Linked DNA regions of Homo sapiens: region 1 is linked to region 2. Evidence: chromatin loops called from intact Hi-C (ENCODE). Cell type or tissue: heart left ventricle. All regions are shown on one strand. Links, peaks and the distances in the headings refer to the core of each region. The heading gives the core; the rest is flanking DNA.

Region 1 (5,490 bases), core at 287-5,286, 510 kb before region 2:
TTTTTTATATTTCTGAATTAAATTTATTCTGCTTCTGATCCCCACCTGCCTAGCTGGTAGGAAATTCAGTCTCAGTCATTATTGAGGCTTCCTTCCCCCGCCGTGGCATTGTGAGTGCTATGTGGTACCAGGACTTGAATATGTGAGGAGGGAAGGAATGTACCAGGAGGTTGAGCTGTGGGGGCTGCCACTGTGGCCAACAGTCCCTCTCTCTCTGCTTCTGTTGAGCACTGGTTGCCTGGCAAGATCAGCACATCCTACTCTGAAAGAATTCAGGGAGCCCCCATGTAGCCACTGTGTCCACAGATACACCCATGGGACCCCCACCCTAACCCTACAGGCAACCTGCCACAATCCTCAGGAGGCACTTGGCACAAGAGGGACTGTCTGGGAGGAAAAACTTTTCCTCTACCCTCTTAGGTGCGGTGATTGGGGATGTGCAAACTAAACTGGCAAAAGATAGATGAGGACGAGAAAAAAAACAGATTATAATTGTATATGTACACACTGGAATTCACAAAGACTCAAGGAGTCTCAAGGAGGTGGTTAGAATTCAGGGCTTATATGCTACCCTATTAGGGGAAGGGGAGGGGCAGAGGGGCACTTCTGGGAAAACAAATGACTACTTAGAAATGGAGAAGAAATGGCACTTAGGGAAAACAAATGACTTTTTAGAAAGACAAATGTGCCCATAGGAGAATAAAAGGGAAAAATGATCTTTTTGTAACAATATCTGTTTGACTGTGGTACCAATTTCTCATTTCCAAGAAGAGAAGATTAGAATTGCTTCCAAGGAGGGGATTTATAAAAACTGAGTTCTTTTGGGAGGCTCTGCTTTTAGGCAGATAAGAGATTTCATGAACTCAAATGCCTTCAGCTCAAAATAATTTTTTTATGCCACCTTGGCTTATTCTAGACCCCTTCAGGGCCCAGGACCTCCCATGTTTAGAGATCCCAAAGCCAGTCCTGCTCTTAATTTCATGGACTCCCCCACTCCTTACCCACCAACCCAATTCAATTTCTCAACTGTGAACATTTTCTTTCATCCCTTTCCTTTCCCAGAAGGCCCAGTGTAATCCTACTCAAAGGGCCTTTACAACAAATATCAGGTGGAGTTGTCTTCTGGGTACCAACAAGTCATGCTTTGGTCTTATAAGACAAGACTCAGTTTCTCAGGAATGAGGAAGGTGAAAATACAACAGGGAGAACAAAAACACATATCTCAATAAACTGCCTGTCAAAAATATCAATGGAATGACTTAAAAACATGACTGTACTTTGGATATATGTATTTTTCTATTGTAATGTTTCATTGCATGCCCGCACATAACTTTCAGTCTCAATCATTGTTGGGGCTTCTTTCCCACCTCCATGGCATTGTCAGAATTGCTGGTATAATTATTTTACATTTATGGCCAGACACGGTGGCTCACACCTGTAATCCCAGCACTTTGGGAGGCCAAGGTGGGCGGCTCACCTGAGGTCAGGAGTTTGAGACCAGCCCGGCCAACATGGTGAAACCCCATCTCTACTAAAAGTACAAAAATTAGCCGGGCATGGTGATGCATGTCTGTAATCCCAGCTACTCAGGAGGCTGAGGCAGGAGAATCAGGAGGCAGAGGTTACAGTGAGCCAAGATCATGCCACTGCACTCCAGCCTGGGCAAGAGAGTGAGACTCTGTCTCAAAAAAAAAAAAAAAAAAAAAAAAAAATTTTTACATCTGTGATAGTCTGCCAAAAGCACCTGATTTTCAAGTTCTATATCCCCTGAACAAGTTGCAAACTACTGATATTGTATATGTGAAAATAACTTGTGCCCTGCCAAGCACATGGTGGGTGTAGAACAATGGCCTGTGTATTCTGAATAATACCATCTGATTCAATGTGGGGGAGGGAAAAAAGAGAATGAAATGTGTCTTGGGGAAGAGGGGCCACTCGCCAAGAAAAGGTGTGATCATGGCCCCCTTAGAACTGAGATCAGAAGATTTATCAGAGTATAGAAAGATTGCCAGATGAAAAACAAGATGCCCAGTTAAATTTGAATTTCAGAGAAATAATCACATTTTAAAATACAAGTATATATTATATGATATTTGGGACATACTTATACTAAAAAACATTCATGGTTTATCTGGTCAAATCTAACTGAGTATCCTATATTTTCATTTGCTAAATCTGGCAACCCTAATTACAGGGCCCTTCTAAACTATCAGCTTAAACCATTGGTAACATGGATACTGCACCCGACAGCGCCGGATTTGAAAGGGTGCCCTAAAGTAGACACCAAGGTGGGTAGGTCGAATAATGTAGCACATCATGTCAACATTGCTGCTGGCCTCCAGGCCTGCATCGCTTTTCTCTGCCGCAAGCTGGAGCTGGCACTGTTTTGGTAGCAATGGTTGCTGTGCCCTGGGCAGCAGGCAGCAAGGCATCCTGCAGGACCAGGGAGCCCTTGGCTGGGAACATTCTGTTTCCTTCACAGGTTCCTCTTCAGCCTCCAGTCCAAGGCCCAGTCTTGGGCCCCCGCTCTCCTTTCTTCACGCTTTCTCTAAAAGAACATTTTTCCAGGCTCACACTTTCTTTCAATCATCACCTCTAAGCGGATTTAGTCTCCAGGGGCTCAGGCAGCAGCCCCACTGTTGAGCTGCACTTGGGTTCCTCATCATGTTCTTAAACTCAAACAGGCAAAACAAAACTCACAACCCTCCCTCCAGACCAGCAGCCCCTCCTCGTGTCTTTGGGTAGCCCTGGTCTCTATTAGTCCAACCCCTGGTGGCATCTTTGACATCACTTTCTTTCCCTTCCCATAACAAATCAGTCTCCATAGTCTCAGCAGTTTTTGTTGTTATTGTTTATTTTATTTTCATGATATTGGCGCTCAATTACAATGCCCCCAAATCCAGGCTTTCTGTCTCCAAGTCTGTCTTGTTATTGTCATTCCCCTGCTGAAAAGTTTCCATGGCTTCCAGCTTCCTGCAAGGTTAAACAGAAACTTTTTTTCCTGTCTTTCATGGCCCTCCATAATAAAGGCCTGCTCTGCCCAGAAACTTCGGTTCCTACTATTTCCCAACACATTTCCTCTTTCACAGCAAGGCTCCCGACCTCTGTCTCAGGAATCCATCAATCCCATTTCCATCTCCACTGCCCCTTTCCCCATGGAGAATGTTCTTGCCTCCAGCTGTCTAAATCCTGCCCATCCTTTAGAGACAAGGGCAATTTCCTTTTATATTGTGGAGATTTCCTTGTCTAATCCAGCCTGCTGGGATCTCTTTCTACAGCCTTTACCTTACAACAAAGGACTGTAAGGATACAATCATGAAATTTTCTTTGATTAAAAGGATGGAGGAGGCTGCTCCCTTCACCAAGATCCTGACTTTTCTCTCTTTGCACAATATTTTTGGTATCCTTTTGGGGTGGAGCAACTGAGTCAGGAGAAAGATTTTCCAGCTCCACAGGCAGAGTCCCCTCTAGACACAGACTTCCAGTATCTCCCAGCATCTGGTCTCCAAATCGGTGACACACATACTAAGCAAACGGCTTTGAGGAGCTCACTTTTCCCTCCAAAATGAAAACAATGAGAAAAATCTAAATTGTATTGCATTATGATAAAAATGTTCCCCAGTGTTAATTTAATGCATAGGCAGTGCTTATGGTTCTTCTTGACCTTAGTGAAACTTTTTTTTTTTTAAGGCTACTATTGTAGTAGATCTTTGGCACTGGTCAATGCTATGAGTCAACCCTTTGAGGAAGTTGTGGATCTTGGTTTGTGATTTATCCAGTGCTGCCTAGTTAATATCCTGACTTCTCCCAGCTCCCAGCTCTGCTCGTCCAGCGGTTTCCATCAGTTCAGAAACATGAGGCCCCAGGGCAGGACCGCATTCTCTAGTGAATCCATTTCAGATACTATCATTAAAGCCCATCGTGAATAAAGCTATGGTGGGCCTAAATCCAATCTTTGTTTCTGAAATTTGGTAAGGACCATCTTCTTCATAAGAGTTCTAATGCTTTCAAATTTCATAACTATCCAGATGGAACAAATAAAGACATTGATTCTAAATGGCCATTTCCCCTAGATATTGATGGGCTGGGAATAACAAGAATGATTCATGGAATCACATGAAATCAAATTCCATTTGGAAACTGGGTAAGGTAAAAACCGTATATATAAAAAATATATAAGAGGCCAATCACCAGCAATGTAATTTTAATCATATCCTGGGACCTTGCTCTAATTAGCAAGATCATTTCTGTACAACGCAAACTCAGAACAGACCCTTTCCAAGGATGGTCATTGATTGAAGCAACTCTGGGTACAGGGTGGAAGGGAGCAAAGACCAGAGGAAGGAAAGCCAATTAGAAAACTATGGCCAACAGTTCAGGCAAGGTCATGAGGACCTGAAATAAAATGGTGAGAGCAGGAAGAAAAGGACACCCTTAAGAAGCATTAAGTCTGAGTGTGTCTAATGAACTGACCAGTGGCCGGCAGAAGCCATTTGTTTAAGGAGGTGATGCTTGGCAGAAGGAAGTAAGAGAAAGAGAGGAATGCACTTACTCAATGGGGGTGATGTCTGCAAGAAGGTGCTTATTGTGTTTGTACCAGATGTTGGACCCTGACCTGGCCCCATGGATTTATGTCCAAGTTCTGCTGAAACTTGGCTGAAAGAGGAGCTGTGAGACACAGGAGCCCAGACATGCTGCTTTGTGCCCAGTGATGAAATGTAACCCAAAAGAGAGGCGAGCCATGTTCTCCCCTCTCTTGCCCAGGACCGAGGGTGGCTCAGCTCAGGGATGTGGGTGAGGACCAAGGCATTGAGTGGGCCTGGGGAGCAGGAGCTGTCAGGCTTTTGGCAGAAGCCCAAGGGTCATCCCAGGGAACACAAGCAGCAGAGGAACCCAGCAGTGGACCTGGGGGCCAGGGACAGCATAAAGGCACGAGCCAAAGAAAAGAAGCGAGACCCCAGGGACTCACAGCGATAAATGGCTGAGGTTCTGAGTGATGGGGGAGGGGCCGGAACAATGAAATGTGAGTTCTGACAGTGCATTTGACCTCATCTGTACCCACAAGCTGGCATGCCTGGAAGCATTCGTGTTGCAAATAGACACACACCCGTACTTATCACATTACATTACAATCCACAGTTTACATAACTTTCTTCCTCGATACTCTCTGAGCCTCACAAGCATTAAAGACACAGATCATTCATCCTTGTGTCTCAGAATAGAGCACAGGACAGGTAGTAGGTGCTCAGTCAGTGGTGGCCTGTAAATGGATGAAATACCAAGAGGAATCTCATCACCCAGTCCCCCAATACTAAAACAGTGTTACTACGAAACTCCAACATTAGAAACAAAAATCAACAGCATGCTTCCTGTGGAAACCAGGATTCCCAGAATAACACTATGGCCCAGAAGACCCTGGTCTCTTCAGGTACTGCTGGCAAGTTGCTCTATTTCTCCACTCCTGGCAAAACAGAGATGCCTTTGAACTTA
Region 2 (5,222 bases), core at 223-5,222:
ATTCTTGCGGCTGTGGTGAAAGTCTGTATATTAGTCAGCTCAGGCTGCCATAATAAATTACCTTAGACTGGGCTGCTGATATAATAGAAATTTCCATTTCTCACAGTTCTGGTGTCTGTAAGTCCAAGATCAAGGTGCAGGCCAGCTGGGTTCCTGTTGAGTGCCCTCTTCTTGGCTGGTTCCTCTGAGTCTTCCTCCTCATGCGAGGACTCCAGCCCTCTCAGGTCAGAGCCCTGTGCCCCTATGACCTTATTTACCCTCGATCACCTTCTCATGGACCTTAGGGGTTAGAGCTTCAACAGAAGACTTTGTGGGGAGTACATTACAGTCTCTGCAGGCCTTGGACATGGTGACAATTTTATTCCAGTCTAACTGTAGATTAAATTAAACTCCATGTTAATCTGCAGCATGTTTTCTTTCTTGCTTGTGTGATACTAGAACATTTTCCTGGTAAGTCAGGAAACCCTTAGAGCTGTTTGACCTTTGAGAAGCCTGGATGGAGTAACTGCTTTTGACAGGGGGATGGCAGTTGTGATGGTCCTGGGAGGATGTTTCTGTTGTCATAGATTATTTGGGGAAGCATTGTGGAATTATTTGAGGACTTCTGAGGTCGAGGGAATCCTATCTGTTTAACAGTAATTCATCTTATCTACCTTTTGTGACTCCCAGCCATTTTTTATTCTTGACGTGTAATAGAATAGAAAGACCCTGCAGGGTCACCAGATAGGGCTTCCTACAGCCAGAGGTGACTTGTTTGTGAATAGGATTTATTGACGTTCTTTCTTATAGAGTGATATTGTTCCCTGCTAGAGAAAGGCTTCATGTGTTTTCTAAATCTTCGAATTCTGTGATATGTGTATTTAAGTAGCTTTAATTACTATCAGATTTATTGTAATGGACTAGGGTAGTTTTGCTGTGCTTGTGAATGTCTTAGATCTGATTTCCCTCAAATTTAGAGGGCCCTTTACTTAGCTTTTGGAAATAACCTGTTATTACTTGAGCCACTTTAAATGTTTAGAGTCCTGTATGGTATATCTTTAAAAGCCAGAAGAGTGATTACTAGATATGCTTCTGGGAAATTACCCTACAGTTCATAAATCCCTTAATTTACAATTTGATTTTTAAGCTCACCTGCTGCCAAATCTCATCTATCCTTTTAGCTTCCTCTATAGGCTTTAAAATGTTTCTGTAGAGTCCCAGATTTAGCTTCTTCATAATTTCTTTCCCAAGGATGATAAAAACAGTACAAGTCTATCGTTCAAGGAGGTGTGGGGATGAGGAGAGAAACATGAGCTATTTTATAATATATTATAAAATATATATATATAATTTTTCTACAACAAACTATAATATAAAATATATAAATATTTTATAATATTTTATATTCGCCAGTGACATCCCATTCTTGATTATAAACCGGCAAGGCCAAACCTGTACCCTGCCATTGACATCCAAGGAGAGCTGTCTCTTGTGTTTCATGGTAACTTATGCCCCGCATGCTTTCAGACCCCGTAGCTTCTCTCCCTGACCTGTTACTAGTGTTCTTGCTTCATTTATGCTTTGGAGCTAATGGCTGGTTCAGCTCTTTCTGTGTATACACAGAAAGGTTGTCTTCCTGTGTGATCTGCCCTGCCCTTGTCATCTGGGTAATCCTTAACTGAGTCCCTGTTTTCTTTCTGCAGTTAGGTGGGTGCCTGTTCATGCTTGGTACTGCCATCTTGGTGACGGGGAAGGCCACGTGTGGAGGCTCCCAGGCTAGCTTCTGGTGGTCTCTGAAGTGGTAGTCTGCTTTTAGCTTTCCATGGCTCTCAAAGTTATGCTGCCATGTGTTACATGAAGGCAGTCCAAGGTCTCCATTTTGCAATCATTTAACTGTCTTTTATATTTAATCAATTTATTTAACTGTTTGTTTTTATTTTTTCTGTTGCCCAGGCTGTAGTGCAGTGACACGATCTCAGCTCACTGCAGCTTGCGTGCACCGCCCCCAGCAACCCTCCCACCTCAGCCGCCTGAGTGGATGGGACTATAGGCACGTGTCACCGCCTGGATGATTTTTAAATGTTTTGGTAGAGATGGGGTGTCACTGTATTGCCCAGGCTGGAACACTGTTATTTTTGATAGTCTGCTTCCATCCCATGTGATTGGGGTTTTCACCAAGGGACCCATGCTTTTGAATGCTTATTTGAAAAATAGCATCTTGCCTCCTTTGAGAGTGAATTTAGAAGAATGCATCTAGAGTGATCTGTTCCCTAGGGGCTCCCCCAGCAGTGTACCCTCCATGAGATGACTTTGTTCCTAGTGTCATTTGAAAGGGCCTTCCAGTTTGCTCAGTTGGAAAGTGTTACAGAGTTTTAAAGGGTGAGCTGGAAGGCTCTCAGCTGGCACTTTCTGAATCCCTCTGAGGAAAATGTTGGCAAACTCTTCACTCTGCCTGAACTCTTTTTATAAATGGAGAAGCCAGGAGTTGGGAAACTACCACACAAAGTGAGGTCGAACCCTCTGTGGAAACGTGTCATTATCCTAGCTAAGACAGTGGACTATTTTATGGTAATATGATGGTATGGACCCCCTCCCACCCTTTGATGTTTTGATGTTTCAGAGAGCCCTTCAGTTCATCTTCCTGCTACCAAAAATAGAAGTGTGTAGTGCAGCAATTTACAGTGTATTTCTATTTTTAACTGGAGAGACTTTTTTCCTAGAGATGCACATGGCTTTTAGTTTCCTTCTTTGACAACTTAAATGAGGAGGGCGGTGCTTGAGTGCTTTATTCAACAGGTGTCCCACCTTCTAAGGAAAGTCCACTTTTTTCACCCCCTGCCTCCTGCCCTTCCCTGTTTCAGAGAACAAGTTTCCACAGTAAGGAGGAGGAACTTGCCTTTGATTTATTCTCATATTTGTTGTCATCTGTCCACTTGCATTTCAGTCTGATGAGAAACCCAATGTGAGTGCGCCATGGAGCTCGAGAGGTTTCCATGCTCCTGAGCTGTCTGACTGCAGAGCCTATAGCCACTTCTGCCTAGTCCCCAGAGAAGCCTAGATATGGAGAAGAACCCAACAGTGCTTGTTGGTGTGGGGTTCTCTATCCGTTCATCGCCGCACTGCCGCACACTCAGGTCAAGCAGGGACGTCCTTCTTAGCTCTGTCCACGTTGTGCAGCCCATGCTTGGTGCTTCTAGCCTTCTGGGGTCTCCCTTTATGGACGAATTCCAAGGGAATAGGTTAAGATTGCCATCAAGTGGCTGTTCTTGGTAGTGGATGTTGACATCCCTGCTGGCCGATTTCTTAGCCCCTCTGTGAGAAACTCTGTGCAAGGGATTGCCTGTCCTTTTGTGGGGGTAGGCAGTTGTTGACAGAGCTCAGGTCATCTCTGGGAACGCAAGCTGGGCCTTCTCATGTGTGCTCTGTAAAACTGAAGGAAGACTGGGTTGTCCTTGGATCCATGAATACAGACCATCAGAGATTTCCTGGAGAGAATGGCTGGGCATCTACCCTCCTGCCAGCTCAGGTCCAGTAGGCCGCAGTCCTCCAGCTCTGCTAGTGGAAATTGTTGAAGGATCACACTGTCATCCCTGTAAGTATGTCCCAGGGTCCCACCAAGGGTTCAGAAAACCGACAAACTTGATACCACCATCTGTTTGGTTTGTTGTTTTCCGTCTCAGAAAATGGGATACTAATTTTTTTTCCTCAGAGGTGGTATTCTTACGATGAATGCAGTTGATTTATTTCAGGTTCTTAGTGCCTGGAAGAATGTAAACATTTAAAAGGGCGATCATTATTGAGGTTGTAGATATACAGTACCCCGTGACTTCCTATTTGTGCTGTAGCTTTGTCATGAAGCAGGACACCTAAGGGACGGTTTTCAAGTTGGTTTGCCCCCTTCTAGGTTCTGAATGCCAATGTCTTGTAATCAGGCCTCACCCTAGGGCTTGGCGAGCTGAGACTGCTGCGGCCCTGACAAGCATGGAAGGAAGGATTGCCTCTCTAGTTTTCCCCAGCAAGGCATCCTCAGTGGTGTTGGTGAAAGCTGCCCTGTAGGCGTAGTCGGTGTTAGGTTTGTATAGGAGGGGTACCCCACAGACTATTGGGTTCTGAAGTCTCTGAGGAGCCCTAGCAGAGAGTTTCAGAGCCAGCATGTGGCATGTAATGGAGGCTAGATCTGTGCCAGCTGGGTCAGTGGGGAGGCCTGAGACAGACAGAGGGGAGAAAGTGACTGTGGGAGAGCATCCGATGGGAACAAGCTCTAAGTTAGGGTCAACAAAAGAAAATTCTTAAGGCCTATCTATTTTAGGCAGCTTTTTAGAAATGATAAAGGCTGTGTTATGCAACCATTCACTTTGCAATCTGTCAAATCATATTAAACCAGAATTCCTGGACTGTAGCCATCTCAAGCAATATTGAATGCATCAAAAATTTGATATGTTGGAATGGGCACTGACATTGGATCGTAATTCTTGTTCTACCAGTAACTGGGTGTCTAGGAGCAAGGCATGCCTTCACTGGCATCCTCCTTATGTAAAACAAAACACTAGATCTCTTTGTCTCATTTGGTTTTGTTTCAGTGGTGAGTGGCTTTGGGGTGTTGAAGGCATGCTCCTGCTCTCCCACTTTGGTGGCTCTATCATGCTTTTGGGTCAGGGAAGCATTTGGATGCTTTTGCAGAATGTGGAGGGAAGCGAATGAGAAGTATTCTGGAGGAAATGTGCCCTTCATGGCTACTGACCCTGTCCTTTGGTGTGTGAAGGCACCAGTGCAGTGATCCCAGAGTGGTGTGTGTGTGTGTGTGTGTGTGTGTGTGTGTGTGTGTGCGTGTCTGGAGGTGGCAAAATGTGAGTCCAACTTGGCCTAGGTTTTAGTGCCACTTTGTCCAGAGTATTAGTTGATGATTGCTGTCCTTCCTTTACTGTCAAGCCACGTTAAGGTGGCCTAAAACCATTTCTAATAAAAATCACCCTTTGGGATATTCGTTTGTATACGAAGTTTTCCTTACAGTTTTTAGTTTTCTGAATAAGCCTGGGGCTCTTTAACAGTTCCAATCTCTATTTCCCCTTCTCCCCTCCCCTACAAGCTAGACTGATTACCACCTCGAGCCATCTGCTGCTAAATTTAAGGTGATTTGTCAGCCTGCTGCTGCATTTGCCCCCTGAAAAGGATTCACCTTCTGTCCGACTTGCCCTGTTTATGGGGGAGGTGGTGAGGAGGGGGTTCTAAGCTTGTAACAGGGG

What was found. Peaks named below come from ENCODE experiments on the same cell type or tissue, not always from the same donor. Only the 100,000 strongest peaks of a DNase experiment are listed, where the experiment ranks them.
Region 1: a loop joins it to region 2, with 2.6 times the contacts of the local background. A loop is called at or near these places in 4 of 110 quality-filtered maps.

Annotation. Positions count from the first base shown.
Region 1 is chr6:14,877,829-14,883,318 of GRCh38, forward strand. All of the region lies in intron 2 of LOC105374945 (a long non-coding RNA gene), which reads right to left. Among named protein-coding and RNA genes, the nearest start is that of JARID2-DT, 360 kb to the right of the region's middle. RefSeq lists enhancers at 1,917-2,427, 2,428-2,937, 5,393-5,490. In heart left ventricle, for the core only: a CTCF peak has its summit at 2,367; DNase peaks (open chromatin) are centred at 2,299 and 4,838; H3K27ac peaks cover 1,666 bases.
Region 2 is chr6:15,387,274-15,392,495 of GRCh38, forward strand. All of the region lies in intron 2 of JARID2 (jumonji and AT-rich interaction domain containing 2), which reads left to right. Among named protein-coding and RNA genes, the nearest start is that of JARID2-AS1, 140 kb to the left of the region's middle. RefSeq lists enhancers at 128-207, 218-327, 2,950-3,309. In heart left ventricle, for the core only: a CTCF peak has its summit at 3,231 (motif pointing left); no DNase peak of the experiment used is centred there; H3K27ac peaks cover 786 bases.